4 separate regions of the Homo sapiens genome follow, and regions 2, 3 and 4 are each linked to region 1. A link is a contact called in ENCODE Hi-C or POLR2A ChIA-PET data. All regions are on one chromosome and are shown on one strand. Each heading gives the region's core, a stretch centred on a gene start or an enhancer-like site at or near the end of the contact. The rest is flanking DNA. Distances are from core to core; before and after follow the strand shown.

Region 1 (3,488 bases), core at 453-2,952:
ACAAAATTTTTTGGCTCCTGGATTTTCAAAACACATGGTAGACCTCTCTGATTTTAGGCTTTTATTGTTTAAAGACAGTGTCTCGCTTTATGACCCACACTGGAGTGCAGTGCCACGATCATAGCTCACTGCAGGCTTGACCTCCCAGGCTCAAGCAGTCCTCCCACCTCGGCCTCCTGAGTAGCTGCATGCCACCACGCCCAGCTAATTTTTTAACTTTTTGTAGAGACAGGGTCTTGCTATGCTGCCCAGGTTGGTCTCAAACTCCTGGCCTCAAGCTGTCCTCCCACCTCGGCCTCGCAAAGTGCTGAGATTACAGGTGTGAGCCACCCTGGCCTGATTTTAGGCTTTTTTTGTACTGGGGAGAAGAGACTGTGAGCCAAAGTGTAGGGTGCCAAAAAGAGCTTTGTGGGATGAGATTTTAGGGCAAAGCTGGGGCAGTGTCTGACTTGGCGGTGGTCATGTGTACTGATTTAGGGGAAAGATCTTGAGGTTTTCTCAAATAATTCACCTATCCCCGTGTTCCCTCAAGAAAGGTCATGTTGACCTGGAACCATAGGGGAAATTGGTGGGGTGTGATCAGGGTCAGCCCCAGCTGTTGCTGCCCCTGCAGTGTTTTGTCCAGAGCACTTGCCTGCAGGTCAGGATAGGATTTCAAGGCCAGTTCAGGAGAAAGTCCCAACCCACCAGTGCAACCAACAAAAGAGTAAGTTTTACCTACAGCCTGGGTTTTCACAAGTAGCATTTTTATTCCTCCTGCTGTCTGACATCTGAGCTCCAAGCTCTAAACCCAACCTGTATTATATGCAGCAGCAGGTTATCTTTGTTTTAAATCACATTTGTTATTCTGTACTTAGTCACCTTTCCGTGTGATCTGCATTTGAAATGTTGTAAACTTGGTCAGTATTTCCATTAAAATATCAGGGCTAATCTTGTGTATTTTTTTTTGTTCCTAATGATTTTATAGACAAAGACTCTTGGCAACCCCAGGAGAAAAAAAATAAAGCTGTCAGTGGAGTACTAGGGATGAGAATGAAACTGGAGGTCTGTTTCTGGTATTATGGCTTCCCGGGACTCTACAGTCCTGTATGGTGAAATACATTTTTCCATTGGGATCGTCAATGCCATGACTGTTCTGCCACCTCAAACTCCAGAGTTTCTGGTGATGTGCAAGAGTTAGCAATATACATTCAGTAAAGCGTGTAATCGAGTAAGTCGTAGTAACTTGGGCGTAAAGCTCTACCACCCTGCTCACTAACACCCTGATCTCCGTCCGGTATGAAAACACCTATTCCGGGTAGTCTGGCTCCACGTTAAGCAAACACCACTTTCCGTGTTCACCGACAGCTAGAGCCAGAGGTCTCCCGGTTGCTGCTTCTGAGGCTGGGTCTGCAGCAGCTGAGGCTCCCGCCTGTCTTGCCGAATGGCCTAAGTCTCTGTCTTGAGACTTTCGAGAGTTCTAATCGTCAAATTTCCCATTTTATTTTGAGATTTTCCCTGCGGCCCACTATTTCGGACAACATAGGAGAGCCTCAAAAACAGTTTCTAGCTTCCAACTCGGCTCAAAGTTCAGACAGCAGCTGGGCTTCCGAGAGCCGCCGGTGTTCCAAGAAAAGCTGCCCGGGACTGGGAGGCGCCCTCTGGACGCCGGAACCTTTGGTTTCCTGCCGTGGAGCGGAACGGTAGCGCCAGGGGCCTTCCGGAAAGAGGAGCGAGAGCCCGGCGATGGCGGCTGCGCCGGCCTTGAAGCACTGGCGCACCACGCTGGAGCGGGTGGAGAAGTTCGTGTCGCCGCTCTACTTTACCGACTGTAACCTCCGCGGCAGGTGTGGCCCCTGGTCCCCCGCAGCCGGCCGACCGCAACCGTGCGCCTCAAGCTTTCCTTCCGGGGAGAAACCTAAGCTGCAGCCACCCGGGCCGCGGGACAAAGTGCCCGCCGCGGGCAGGGCAGGGGCCGGGGAGGAGGGGGTAGGGAATGGACTGTGCCGCGGAGCGGCCAGGCAGCCCTCTTGGCGGAGGATCCAGGGAAAGTGCGGCCCCACCGGCCAGCTGGCCCCCAGGCGGAAACGGGGCGGCCTCCAGCATGTGCCCACCGGCCCGTCCCACGCAGGCTTTTTGGGGCCAGCTGCCCTGTGGCTGTGCTCTCCAGCTTCCTGACGCCGGAGAGACTTCCCTACCAGGAGGCAGTCCAGCGGGACTTCCGCCCCGCGCAGGTCGGCGACAGCTTCGGACCCACGTAGGTAACGCCCAGCGGGTGGGCGGGGCCACAGGCCTAGGGGAAGTCCCAACCCAGCTCCCAGCCACACCTTCGTTGTCTGCCCTCTGCCGTAGACAACTACGTGGGATCGAGCAGCACCCTCTGCTGGGAGCAGCACCCTCTGCTGGGAACAGCTCTCTGGTCCCTGGGTCTTCAGGGGATGGTTTTCATTCCCACGTGGCCGCCTCTGGACATCCCTTAGGAAGGGCACCCTAGGGATCACGAACCTTTGACGCCTCTGCCTGTTTCCCTCATCTTGCTTCTCACCTTGTTGCTCCTTTCTTGTGACTCAAAGCTGAGTACCTTGTGACACTGCAGATGCTTGGAGAGTTTCAAGCCCCTGCCGACACTTTATCCAAGGAAGGATATCAGGATAGGACTTCTACCTCTAGGCCTATCACAACAGCTCTCTTGCAGATGGTGGACCTGCTGGTTCCGGGTGGAGCTGACCATCCCAGAGGCATGGGTGGGCCAGGAAGTTCACCTTTGCTGGGAAAGTGATGGAGAAGGTCTGGTGTGGCGTGATGGAGAACCTGTCCAGGTGAGGAACCCTGTCCTAGGGCCAGGTATGGCCACATTTCAGCCCTGAAATGACTACAGCCCTTCTTCTGTGGACTCTGGAGAAGCCACAGCTGAGTTGCTCTGCCCACAGGGTGGTATCAGGATTTCAGGACTAGGGAAGTTGCCACTTGGGCATCTGTGCAATTGGTCCTTAGTTTTTATTGTGTATAATACAAACTTATAGGAAAACATTTCAAACAGTTCTAGATAAAGTAATGGATCTCTCCTTATCACCCATCCCATTCCCCAGCTATAACCACTGTTAAGTGTCTTATTCATGCTCCACCCTTATCAGGTTTAGTCCTTATACTCCTATCTAGTAGGTCTTTATACCCATTTACAAATTAAGAAACAGATGTGTAGTTGACTCACTCAGGTTCACACAGCTTCTATTTCAAATTGGACTGACTCTCAATCTGGGGTTAAGACTGTTCTTCCTGGCTACAAGAAGGCAGAGACCATCCCTTCCTCCCTTCACTGGCTCAGCAAATATCTCCTGGTGTCCATTCTGGGCCATACCCTTAAGCACTAGGGTGTAGCAGGGAATGAGGCAAACCTGCCCCTGACTTCACGGAGTTTCTTTCCCGGTATTTATTTAGGGGTGCAGAGGCCACCAGAATCCACACTCAGGCTGCCTAACCCCTTCCCAGGGCCCTTCCCATAAGACCAT
Region 2 (3,488 bases), core at 324-2,823, 500 kb after region 1:
CAAAGTGCTGCGACTACAGGCATGAGCCACCTTGCCTGGCCTGATTTTTTTTTTTTTTTTTTTAACTGAGACAGGGTCTCACTCTGTCACTCAGCTGGAGTGTAGTGGTGCAAAGATGGCTCACTGCAGCTTTGACCTCCTGAGCTCAAACAGTCCTCCTGCCTCAGCCTCCCAAGTAGCTGGGAGTACAGGCACAGGCCACCATGCCTAGCTAATTACGTGTGTGTGTGAGATATGTATATGTATATATATATATATATATATATATATATATATTTTTTTTTTTTTTTTTTTTTTTTTGTAGAGCCAGGGTCCTGGTATGTTGCCTAGGCTGGTCTCGAACTCCTGGCTTCAAGTGATCCTCCTACCTCTGCCTCCCAAAGTACTGGGATTACAGGCATAAGCCACGCACCCAGCCCTTTATGGAAATTAATTGAAAAATTTTAACAAAGTTCTGTGATAATTTTGCCCCCTTTAAACATATCTTTGATTACAACATGAAGAACAATAGACCAATTAACAGCACTGTATTAGTTCAGGGTAAAAATGACAGTGGCTGGGATTCGGTGACAGCAGAGATGAATAATACCAGACAGATCCAAATAAATAAGGTGGATTTGGCCAGACAGTGGTTCATGAGTATAATCCTAGCATTTTAGGAAGCCAAGGCGGGAGGATCACTTCAGCCCAGGTGTTTGAGACGAGCCTGGGCAATATAGTGAGATCCCCATCTCTACAAAAAATCCATAAATTAGCTGGGTATGGTGGTGACCAGCTGTAGTCCCAGCTACTCAGGAGGCTGAGGTGGGAGGATTGCTTGAGCCCAGGAGCTCGAGGCTGCAGTGAGCCATGATTGCACCACTGCACTCCAGCCTGGGCGACAGTGAGACCCTGTGGGGGGCGGGGGCGGGGGAAAGCGGAGCTGTGGAGAGTGAAGCAGCCACCTCCCCCATGATTGAGGCTGTGTTGCTGAATTCCGTGAGTCACTTCATAAATGTTTGATGTCCAGGTTCAAGTCCCAACTCAGGTCCCAAAGCTGATGGGCCCAGGAACCCTCGTCCCTAAAACGATGAAACGACATCAGAGGGCGAGCAGCCCTAGAAGAAGCAGGCTCAGCTCGGGTGGAGGACTGCTGGATGGTCCTGGCACTTCTCTTTCCCCGAGCACGTTCTGCAGAAGAAGCGCTTTCCTAGTTCTCCCAAGGCCTCTGGCCTCACCTGTCACCCCTGTCCTTTGCCCAGGGATCAGTTTGGACTTCTTCCCAAACTTGGTCTACAGAGAAGTGAAGGGGCTGTTTCCTGTCCCACTTTTGAGAGTTTGCTTTAGAAACATAAAATTGGAAGGTGTCAGATTGATAGGCAGTTGGGAAGGACTCCGGCCACGCCTCTGGCTCCGTAGACGCTCCGCGCAGCCAAGACCCCTGAATCCCCAGCAGAGCGAAGATGTGGACGGAAGCCGAATGCCCACCCACCGCACTATTGTGGGCTGGGCGGGGGGGGGGGGGGGGGGGGCGGAGCGACCCCGGTGCCGTCATAGGGCCACGCCCTCGGGGGAGGGCATCGCGCCTGCGCCAGAACCGCTGCCTCGCTCCCGGAAGTGGAGGGTCTACACGAAGCGCCGCTGGGTCTGGGTGCCCGGAGGCAGCAGCGTTCGCGGAGTTCGCCCGCTGGCCCCCGATCACCATGTCGGCTTTCGACACCAACCCCTTCGCGGACCCAGTGGATGTAAACCCCTTCCAGGTAGAGCCCCTCTCCCGCCATCCAGCTCTCAGATTTCCCTAGGGCCCACGGCCGCCGCCCGGGCCTCTCGCTAGAGCCGGGAGACGTGGCGTAGGAGGGACGGGTCATCTGCCCAATGGGAGAGCGGGCTTTGAGGTCTGGCCTATCGTAACGCGTGAGGGGCGCGACTAGCAGCAGGTGGAACTGCAGAGGAGGCGGGGCGCTGAAGTGTTGGAGACAGTGGGGTCTTCTAGCACCCGGAGGCTGGGCTGTGCTAGGGAAGGGGACTGGAGCAGGTACGGTCGGACCCTTCCGGAAGTCTCCTAGCGTCAGGGAGAAGCGAAATGTGGCTATCGCATTCCCTCATTCTTGGATAGACACCTGTCTTGAGTCACTTTAGAAGAGGGGGTGACAGCAACATATGAGGAGGTGGTGAAGCCTCTGGTGGAGGGGAAAAATGTGGGAAAAGCCCAGGACACCTGCCACCGCTCCACCACCAGCCAAACTAGTGTATAAAGTACAGGAGAGCCCCTGAGATTTGTCAGGGAAAGAAAGATGGGAGAGGGCGGGAAGGTAGCCCAAGTTGAAAAATGGCCTTGATAAGAATTCCACATTTTGGCCATGGGTCTAGTTTGGAGTGGGTTTTGACCAGATAGGAGAGCCCGGGTTAGGGAGAGAGGAGAGGTGCGGGGGACTGTGAAAAATTCTGGACCCACAGGGAACGTTTGTCTGATGGAACTGTGTGTGGTGGCAACATAGTTGAGATGCACTGACGTGTGAGCTGGCCTGACTTTTTTTTTTTTTTTTGAGACGGAGTCTCGCTTTGTCGCCCAGGCTGGAGTGCATTGGCACGATTTCCGCTCACTGCAACCTCTGCCTCCCGAGTTCAAGCAATTCTCCTGCTTCAGCCTCCTGAGTAGCTGGGACTACAGGCGTATGCCACCACACCCAGCTAATTTTCATACTTTTAGTAGAGACGGGGTTTCACCGTGTTGGCCAGGCTGGTCTCAAACTCCTGACCTCAGGTGATCCATCCGCCTCGGCCTTCCAAAGTGCTGGGATTACAGGTGTGAGCCACCACGCCTGGCCTGACCTTTTGAACAGCAATCAAGGAAGAAACAATCTTCCTGCTTTCTTTCTTTTCCTTTTTTTTTGTTTTGTTTTGTTTTGTTTTTTGAGACAATTCTTGCTCTGTCGCCCAGGCTGGAGTGCAGTAGCGCGATCTCGGCTCACTGCAGCCTCAGCCTCCTGGGTTCAAGTGATTCTCGTGCTTCAGCCTCCCGAGAAACTGGGATTACAGGTGTGCACCACCACACCCGGCTAATTTTTGTATTTTTAGTAGAGACGGGGTTTCACCTTATTGGCCAGACTGGTCTCAAACTCCTGGCCTGAAGTGATCCACCCACCTTAGCCTCCCAAAGTGCTGGGATTACAGGGGTGAGCCACCACACCTGGCCTCTTTTTTTTGAGACAGAGTTTTGCTCTTGTTGCCCAGGCTGGAGTGCAGTGGCGCGATCTCGGCTCACTGCAACCTCAGCCTCCTGGGTTCAAGCAATTCTCCTTCCTCAGCCTCCTGAGTAGCTAGGATTACAGGCATGCACCACCACGACCGGCTAATTTTGTATTTTTAGTAGAGACGGGGTTTCTCCACGTTGGTCAGGCTGGTCTCGAACTCCCGACCTCAGGTGATCCACCTGCCTCGGCCTCCCAAAGTGCTGGGATTACAGGCATGAACCACTGCGCCCAGCCCTCTTTCTTCCTTTTTTAAGG
Region 3 (3,488 bases), core at 498-2,997, 430 kb after region 1:
TACTTTCTAGACCCCCTCTTGGGGAGGAGGGATTCTAGTTTCTGTGGCATGCCTGGAGGGAGAGTAAGGGGCAAGAGACAAGAGGGCAGAAGGTCAGAGAGAAACTGCTTCATAGGCCTTCACTTTGTGGTATTGTTTTCTAAGCCCCAGCACTAGGTTGGTGGGAAACGGTGAGGGCAGGTGCTTTGAAAACATTTTAAAAATCCTTTTCCCCGCCAGGTTCCTACCCACTGAAGCCACACTGCTAGGGAGGAAAAAGAGAAGGGCAGATGCTGAGGCCCTGGAGAGTCGGCCTGAAGTGAGGAAGTGGCACATGAATGGCCACCTTTTCTTTCCTCAGTGTGCCCAGGGATAGAGAATGGGAGACAGCAAGACAGAATACAATGTCTCATTAACTCTGGGCAGCATCCAGATACTTCAGGCCTGGGAGAGGTGTCCTTGACTGCCCAGGGGCTCAAAGTTAGGATGTAGCTAGTGAGATAAGATGCAACAACTGTGGAACTTGATCAACCCTATTTCAGAGCCATCGTGGATTCAGGAGCCCTCCTGTAGGAGATGGGAAACATTCAGGTGAGAGTCCTCAGAACTGGGGATGTGGCGAAAAGATCCTTGACTGCCAGCAGCAACCTAATTTCTGAGCCTCTTTCCTAATCTGTGAAATGAAGTAGTTTAACTCATTTTTTATGCAAGCTGGTTTGTGATATAAGAATATGTACTAATAAAATCCCTTACGCATAGGCCTTTTTTTTTTTTGAGATGGAGTTTTGATCTTGTTGCCCAGGCTGGAGTGCAATGGTGCGATCTCAACTCACTGCAACCTCTGCCTCCTGGGTTCCAGCAATTCTCCTGCCTCAGCCTCCCAAATAGCTGGGATTACAGGCATGCGCCACCACACCTGGCTAATTTTGCATTTTTAGTAGAGACAGGGGTTTCTCCATGTTGGTCAGGCTGGTCTCGAACTCCCGACCTCAGGTGATCCGCCCGCCTTGGGCTCCCAAAGTGCTAGGATTACAGGCGTGAGCAACCGCGTCCAGCGGCATTCTTTCCCCCATTCGCTGTTTTATTTTATGCCACAATGAGAAGGCGGGGCTAAGCAAAGTAGGTTTTTGTTTTGTTTGGTTTTTTTGAGACGGAGTTTCGCTCTTGTTGCCCAGGCTGGAGTGCAATGGCACCATCTCGGCTCACCGCAACCTCCTCCTCCTGGGTTCAAGCGATTCTCCTGCCTCAGCCTCCCGAGTAGCTGGGATTGCGGGCATGCGTTGCGCCACCACGCCTGGCTAATTTTGTATTTTTAGTAGAGACGGGGGTTCCTCCATGTTGCCCAGGCTGGTCTTGAACTCCCGACCGCAGGTGATCCGCCCGCCTCGGCCTCCCAAAAGTGCTGGGATTACAGGCATGAGCCACAGCGCCCGGGCGCAAAGTACGTATTTTTTATTATAGTTTGTTGTTATTGCTGTCATTCCTATTTTGAGGTGATTAAGTGCCCTCCTGGGCCTGACTCGAACAAGATCACGGTCGGTTGCTCCTCCCTCGCCTCCATTCCTACTTACAGGATGGCAGCTGCACGTCACCTGACCAGAGACAAGGCGGGACGCGAGGCTAACAGTTTGTCCTCAGCGCGCCGCCGTAGCCCCCGCCGCCGCCGGCCGCGCGGTGGCTCCTCCCGCCCACGCGCCAGAGTCGCAGTGGGCGGGCCTACGTGCTCCGCCCGCTGTGAGCCTGTCCGGCCCCCGCCCGCTCCGGAGCAACCCGCGAGCTTACACCGGCTTCTCTCTGTCCTCAGCCCGCGCGCCGCCATCGCCGTCATGCTGGGCGCCGCTCTCCGCCGCTGCGCTGTGGCCGCAACCACCCGGGCCGACCCTCGAGGCCTCCTGCACTCCGCCCGGACCCCCGGCCCCGCCGTGGGTAAGGCCCCTGCTTGCCACTGCCCGCGCCCTCGTGTCCTTGCGGTGACCTGGGTCCCCGCTGCCACTCCGGGGCGGGCTCTCCCCGGCCTAGCCCTTGCCCTACCCTGGTTACTGAACCCGGTGACCGCGGGCCGCCCTGCCCGCCGCCTCGAGTAGTGGAGGACCTGAAAGCGCGCCCCCGGGGCCTCCCCCCGCGCAACTTCCTGGCTGTGCCACCGCGGACAGGTCAGATGTGGACCTGCTGTGGGCGCCGAGGAGGGGACGCAGCGCTCCCCTTCGGTTCCCGGGCCATGACCCTGCCCCAGCGCCGACCCTGCGGCCACCTGACCGAGAGTGGCCGCCGCCGGCCTGCAGCGCCTCGGCGAAGGTGACATTGAGCCTCCGGGCACGCCGCTTGGGGTCCGAGGACACAATATACTTCCGTATGGGACACACGATTATACTTTTCAATCAGGCATTTCTCGGTTAGCGATTAGTGTGTCACCTTCACAGCCTTTTCCATCATTTTTAGGGTCTGCTGTGCCACGTTCTAATTCTTCCACGTTTAAAATAGATGGAAGTGTGTGGTTGTTTCCTGATCTCCGGAAGATAGCCAGAGTTTTGATAGGGCTTATGATAAAAATATCACTCTTTTGAAAACTGAATGTCACAGACACAGGAATACTGGGTTTTACAAGCATAGGAACGCTTCGTGTTTTTTCCCCTTTGTAATAGAAGCCTGATTGCTGGAGTATGAGACGTGCTTCTGATTTTTGTCTATTTTCCTTCCCTTTATATGTGTGCTGGGAGGTTTTGAGTCCACCACCATAGAATAATTACAGTAATTGCACTTCGATCTTGGTCCGTGAAATTTAGCTTCTATGCATGCATATTATATTTTATTTTTGAACCTGCATCACTGGCAACTATGCATGCGTATTTAAACATAAGAACTCAGAAACTCGTTTCAGGGTATGCTGAAGTTAAAAATTAAAAAAAGAACTCAGCCGGGCGCGGTGGCTCATGCCTGTAATCCCAGCACTTTGGTAGGCCGAGGCGGGCGGATCACCTGAGGTCAGGAGTTCAAGACCAGCCTGGCCAACATGGTGAAACCCTGTCTGTACTAAAAATACAAAAAATTTAGCTGGGTGTGGTGGTGGGCGCCTGTAATCCCAGCTACTCGGGAGGCTGAAGCACAAGAATCGCTTGAACCTGAGAGGCGGAGGTTGCAGTGAGCCGAAATCGCGCCATTGCACTCCAGCCTGGCCGACAGAGCGAGACTCCGTCTCAAAAAAAAAAAAAAAAAAAAAAGAATATGTTTTGCTTCATTCATTTTAGACTTTTATCATTTGTCGTAGAACCATAAGGCTGGAGGGTACTTTATTTTTGTTTATTTATTTATTTTTAAATTAGAGACGGAGTGTCCCTATGTTGCCCAGGCTGGGCTTGAACTCCTGGGCTCAGGTGATCCTCCCACCTCAGCCTCCCAAAGTTTGGGATTATAGGCATGAGCCACTGCAGCCAACCTAGAGTGTACTTTAGAGATCGTGGAAGCCATTTTATTTTATAGAAAAGGAAACCAAAGTCCATCTTGGGAAACTG
Region 4 (3,488 bases), core at 460-2,959, 410 kb after region 1:
GGCCCGCCCGCCCCAGCTCTCTGTGTCCCTCCCCGCCACGCCCCGTCACAGTCCCCTGGCTAGGACCAGATCTGCCGCCCTCTCTCAGTCCTGACTGCGTAGGGCGGGTGGAAGGAGGACGGGGGAATCCCGAGAGCAGTTTTAGGGAGGGTCGGGCCCCTTCTCAGACCCCCTCCCTTCCATCAGTAGTCCTGACAGCCCCCAATCTCATCTTTCTCTAATGCTTCTCTCACCCGGCAGGAGACCCCGGGCCTCTCTTTCGGTCCCGTGGAGTTTCCGCCGGAGAGGCATCCAGTAGTTCCATAATGCCCCCAGGGCTTCAACTCCCCATCTTCCTCCCTTCTTTCTCTCTTTTATTTTTTTTTAAGTCTTTTTAATTTTTGTGGGTATACAATAGGTGTCTATATTTAGAGGGTACATGAGACGTTTTGATACAGGCATGCAATGCATAATAATCACATCCTGGAGAATGGGGTATCCCTCCCTTCTCTTTTGTATTTTATTTAATTAATTAATTTATTCATTTTTCGAGACAGAGCTTTGCTCTGTCGCCCCGGCTGGAGTGCAGTGGCATGATCTCGGCTCACTGCAGCCTTCAGCTCCCGGGTTCAAGCGCTTGTCCTGCCTCAGCCTCCCGAGCAGCTAGGATTACAGGAGCGTGCCACAACGCCGAGCTGATTTTTGTACGTTTAATGGAGACGGGGTTTCACCATGTTGACCAGGCTGGTCTCGAACTCCTGACGTCAAGTAATCCGCCCACCTCTGCCTCCCAAAGTGCTGGGATTAAAAGCGTGAGACACCGCGCCCGGCCCCTCCCTTCTCTTTTTTAAAACCTGCGTTCACCTAGCCTCCTTTCGAAAAGGACCCCACTGGATCTCAAGGGGCCAATGTTGCCTGAGCGAATTCCGCCTGGGAGGAAGGGGGCGGCCACGTTGGCAAGGCATCGTGCCTGGCTCACCCTAAAGCGCGCAGCTCTAAGGGTGGGCTCTAGGGCCTGGGTGGAGCGAGCCTACCGCCTTTTCAGAAGAGGTCACGCCCGCTTCCCCACGCGCCTCGGGGAACAGCCTGGCCCAAAGCCTCACTCCTCACGTCCCAGGGGTGGACGGGGGTCCGGGAGCCTCGAGCTCCGGGCAGGCGTGGCGAGGCTGAAGTCTGGGTCTTCCGCGCCCCGCGAGGACCACGCCGCGACGTAATCGCCCGCGGGGAGGCGCGGAGTGGAGCCGCAGCCAGCTCCTCCCGCACTCTGCTGACCGCGCACTAGCTGTCCTTGAGGCAAGAATACTTGGGAGCGGAAAAAAGGTGGGGGTGTTCCCCGGGGCGGGGGAGGAGGGGCAAGGCCCCAGCAAGCCTCTTGGAAATCTCTCCCTGGGAGGGGACGAGGGGCGGCCTTCAGTTGCAAATGGGAAGGGCTCGGATACCGGATTTGAAGCAGTGTTTGCACGGCAAGCGCAGCTTTTATTTAGACTGCCGGTTTGTGAGGGTTGGCTCTCAGAGCGCTGATGGCGATTATAGTGGAACTTCACCTTCACCTGCTCATGCGCCCCGCAGCGCGCCCGCTCCCACGCCCGCGTAGCTGAGGACCCAGACTCGCCAGGAAAGGCTAGTGAGGCTGGGGCCCGGGCGGGCCCGGCCGGGCCGGGTCAGGGGAGGGGCCTGGCGGCAGGGGCGGGGCCTCAGCTAAAGGCGCGGAGCACCCGGCGCCGAGAGCGCTGAGTAGAGCGGCGCCCGCTCGAGAGAAGTGGGGCCGAGATCGCGCCGTCCCAGCCCGCCCGCCGGCGTCTGCGCTGCTCCGGCGCCCTTACCCCTGCTGGCCCTTGCAAGGCGCGACCGGCGGCCATGCAGCCCCGGGGCTGAGGCCGCCCCATGGCAAAGCCGGCGGTCCCGGCGACGACGGCGCATGGAGAACTTCCGTAAGGTGCGCTCCGAAGAGGCGCCAGCGGGGTGCGGGGCCGAGGGAGGCGGCCCGGGCTCCGGCCCCTTCGCAGACCTGGCGCCGGGCGCGGTGCACATGCGGGTCAAGGAAGGCAGCAAGATCCGGAACCTGATGGCCTTCGCCACCGCCAGCATGGCGCAGCCAGCCACGCGCGCCATCGTCTTCAGCGGCTGCGGCCGGGCCACCACCAAAACCGTCACGTGCGCCGAGATCCTCAAGCGCCGCCTGGCGGGCCTGCACCAGGTCACGCGGCTGCGCTACCGGAGCGTACGCGAGGTGTGGCAGAGCCTCCCGCCTGGGCCCACGCAGGGTCAGACGCCTGGCGAGCCGGCCGCTAGTCTCAGCGTACTTAAGAACGTGCCCGGCCTCGCCATCCTACTTTCCAAGGACGCGCTGGATCCGCGACAGCCCGGCTACCAGCCCCCGAATCCCCATCCTGGTCCCTCGTCCCCGCCAGCCGCGCCAGCGTCCAAGAGGAGCCTAGGGGAACCCGCAGCTGGAGAAGGCTCCGCGAAGCGATCGCAACCCGAGCCAGGGGTTGCGGACGAGGATCAGACGGCCTGAAACTCCGGACTGTGGGCCACCTAGTCCGGCAGGATCTTCCGCCAGCGCCTCCACCTTCAGATGTACCTCCAGCCTTTCACTCCTCGGTCCTCCGGAGCCCACAACCTGGACACAGCTCCTCAAGACAGGTAGCATGGACCTTAAGGCGACAAGAGAGGGGCCCCAGGAGTGGCAGGAGAGGATCCCCGACCACCCTAGGGAAACTTCGTGCGATAATTGCTGCTTATGCCCGTGTTGCGTGAAGACACGGAACTTCACCTTTTCTGGGACCTTCTTTGGGGGAGAATGGTGGACAGTGGGATTCTGGAAACTTGTTTGGGACCCCCAAGGGTTAAAGCCACCCAGCATTCACGAAGAGCACCTGAAGTATGGAAGCTGAGAAGAGTTATTGGAATCACCCCCACCGTTGACAGAGGAAGGCAGGGGGTGAGAATTAACTGCTTGAGGGTAGGAGAGTCTGAGATGTGGGGGCCCTATTCCGCTCCCCGCCCTGGGACAGTTTTCCTTTCTAGTTTTCTTTCCCCTGCTTCAGAGGAGCATCTCTGAGGGTTCTAGCTCTTTTAACACCCCTTTTCCCCCTGCTGGCCCAGAGGGAGACCCAGGACTGAACTCTCCAGGCCTCCTCCCCTGAGCCCTGCAGCTGGCTGGAGTCTTGCTTCCAATAAAACAAGCACAAAAATGGCTGTGTCCCCCATTTTTTTTCTAACCACCCGCCTGTGCAGAGACAGCTCTCGCCTGGCCCCTTGTGTCTCCCCTCCCCTCCAGCCTTGCGTCCTGAGTCTTTGGAGTCTTCAGGGTCAGGCACAGAGACTGAACAGCTTCAAAATGGTGCAAGGCACTGCCCAGTCCCTGGCTTCTTCCTCTCTCCTCCCCCACTCCGCCCTCCCGGGCTGGCCCTGGCCTCAGAGGCTGTTGCAAATGGGGGCCCGTGTACCCCTGTACATCGCCACTAAGGGAAAGGGAGCGGCACATTGTTTTTCTGGGAGGGGAA

The links. Hi-C counts contacts between places; a loop is a spot of excess contacts on that map. ChIA-PET counts read pairs that join two places held with the same protein, here RNA polymerase II (POLR2A). Pooled maps may share reads with other maps.
Region 2: a map with no recorded cell type shows a loop between it and region 1 (12-fold over the local background). The contact joins the promoter of SCAMP2 here to the promoter of MAN2C1 in region 1. A Hi-C loop is called at or near these places in 3 of 37 single-sample maps with no recorded cell type and 8 of 50 pooled maps. POLR2A ChIA-PET finds 5 or more read pairs at or near these places in 1 of 52 experiments (PC-9).
Region 3: a map of B cell shows a loop between it and region 1 (6-fold over the local background). The contact joins the promoter of COX5A here to the promoter of MAN2C1 in region 1. A Hi-C loop is called at or near these places in 1 of 168 maps with a recorded cell type or tissue (B cell), 1 of 37 single-sample maps with no recorded cell type and 10 of 50 pooled maps. POLR2A ChIA-PET finds 5 or more read pairs at or near these places in 2 of 52 experiments (WTC11 and activated B cell).
Region 4: a pooled map shows a loop between it and region 1 (5-fold over the local background). The contact joins the promoter of RPP25 here to the promoter of MAN2C1 in region 1. A Hi-C loop is called at or near these places in 3 of 50 pooled maps. POLR2A ChIA-PET finds 5 or more read pairs at or near these places in 2 of 52 experiments (Panc1 and WTC11).

What each region holds. Positions count from the first base shown.
Region 1 is chr15:75,366,821-75,370,308 of GRCh38, reverse strand. MAN2C1 (mannosidase alpha class 2C member 1) reads left to right here and starts at 1,702. Exons shown (of 26, transcript NM_006715.4): 1 at 1,702-1,826; 2 at 2,111-2,236; 3 at 2,675-2,798. The coding sequence starts at 1,726. It overlaps SIN3A (SIN3 transcription regulator family member A), which reads left to right. Exons shown (of 21, transcript NM_001145358.2): 21 at 1-930. RefSeq lists enhancers at 1,527-1,821, 1,506-1,825, 1,397-1,929 and a silencer at 1,956-2,035.
Region 2 is chr15:74,871,450-74,874,937 of GRCh38, reverse strand. It overlaps SCAMP2 (secretory carrier membrane protein 2), which reads left to right and starts at 1,573. Exons shown (of 9, transcript NM_005697.5): 1 at 1,573-1,739. The coding sequence starts at 1,683. RefSeq lists an enhancer at 3,390-3,488.
Region 3 is chr15:74,936,332-74,939,819 of GRCh38, reverse strand. COX5A (cytochrome c oxidase subunit 5A) reads left to right here and starts at 1,747. Exons shown (of 5, transcript NM_004255.4): 1 at 1,747-1,905. The coding sequence starts at 1,806. RefSeq lists a silencer at 1,494-2,053.
Region 4 is chr15:74,954,993-74,958,480 of GRCh38, reverse strand. RPP25 (ribonuclease P/MRP subunit p25) reads left to right here and starts at 1,709. Exons shown (of 1, transcript NM_017793.3): 1 at 1,709-3,488. The coding sequence starts at 1,898. The coding sequence ends at 2,497. RefSeq lists enhancers at 1-97, 1,092-2,025, 2,026-2,959, 2,960-3,488 and a silencer at 1,417-2,066.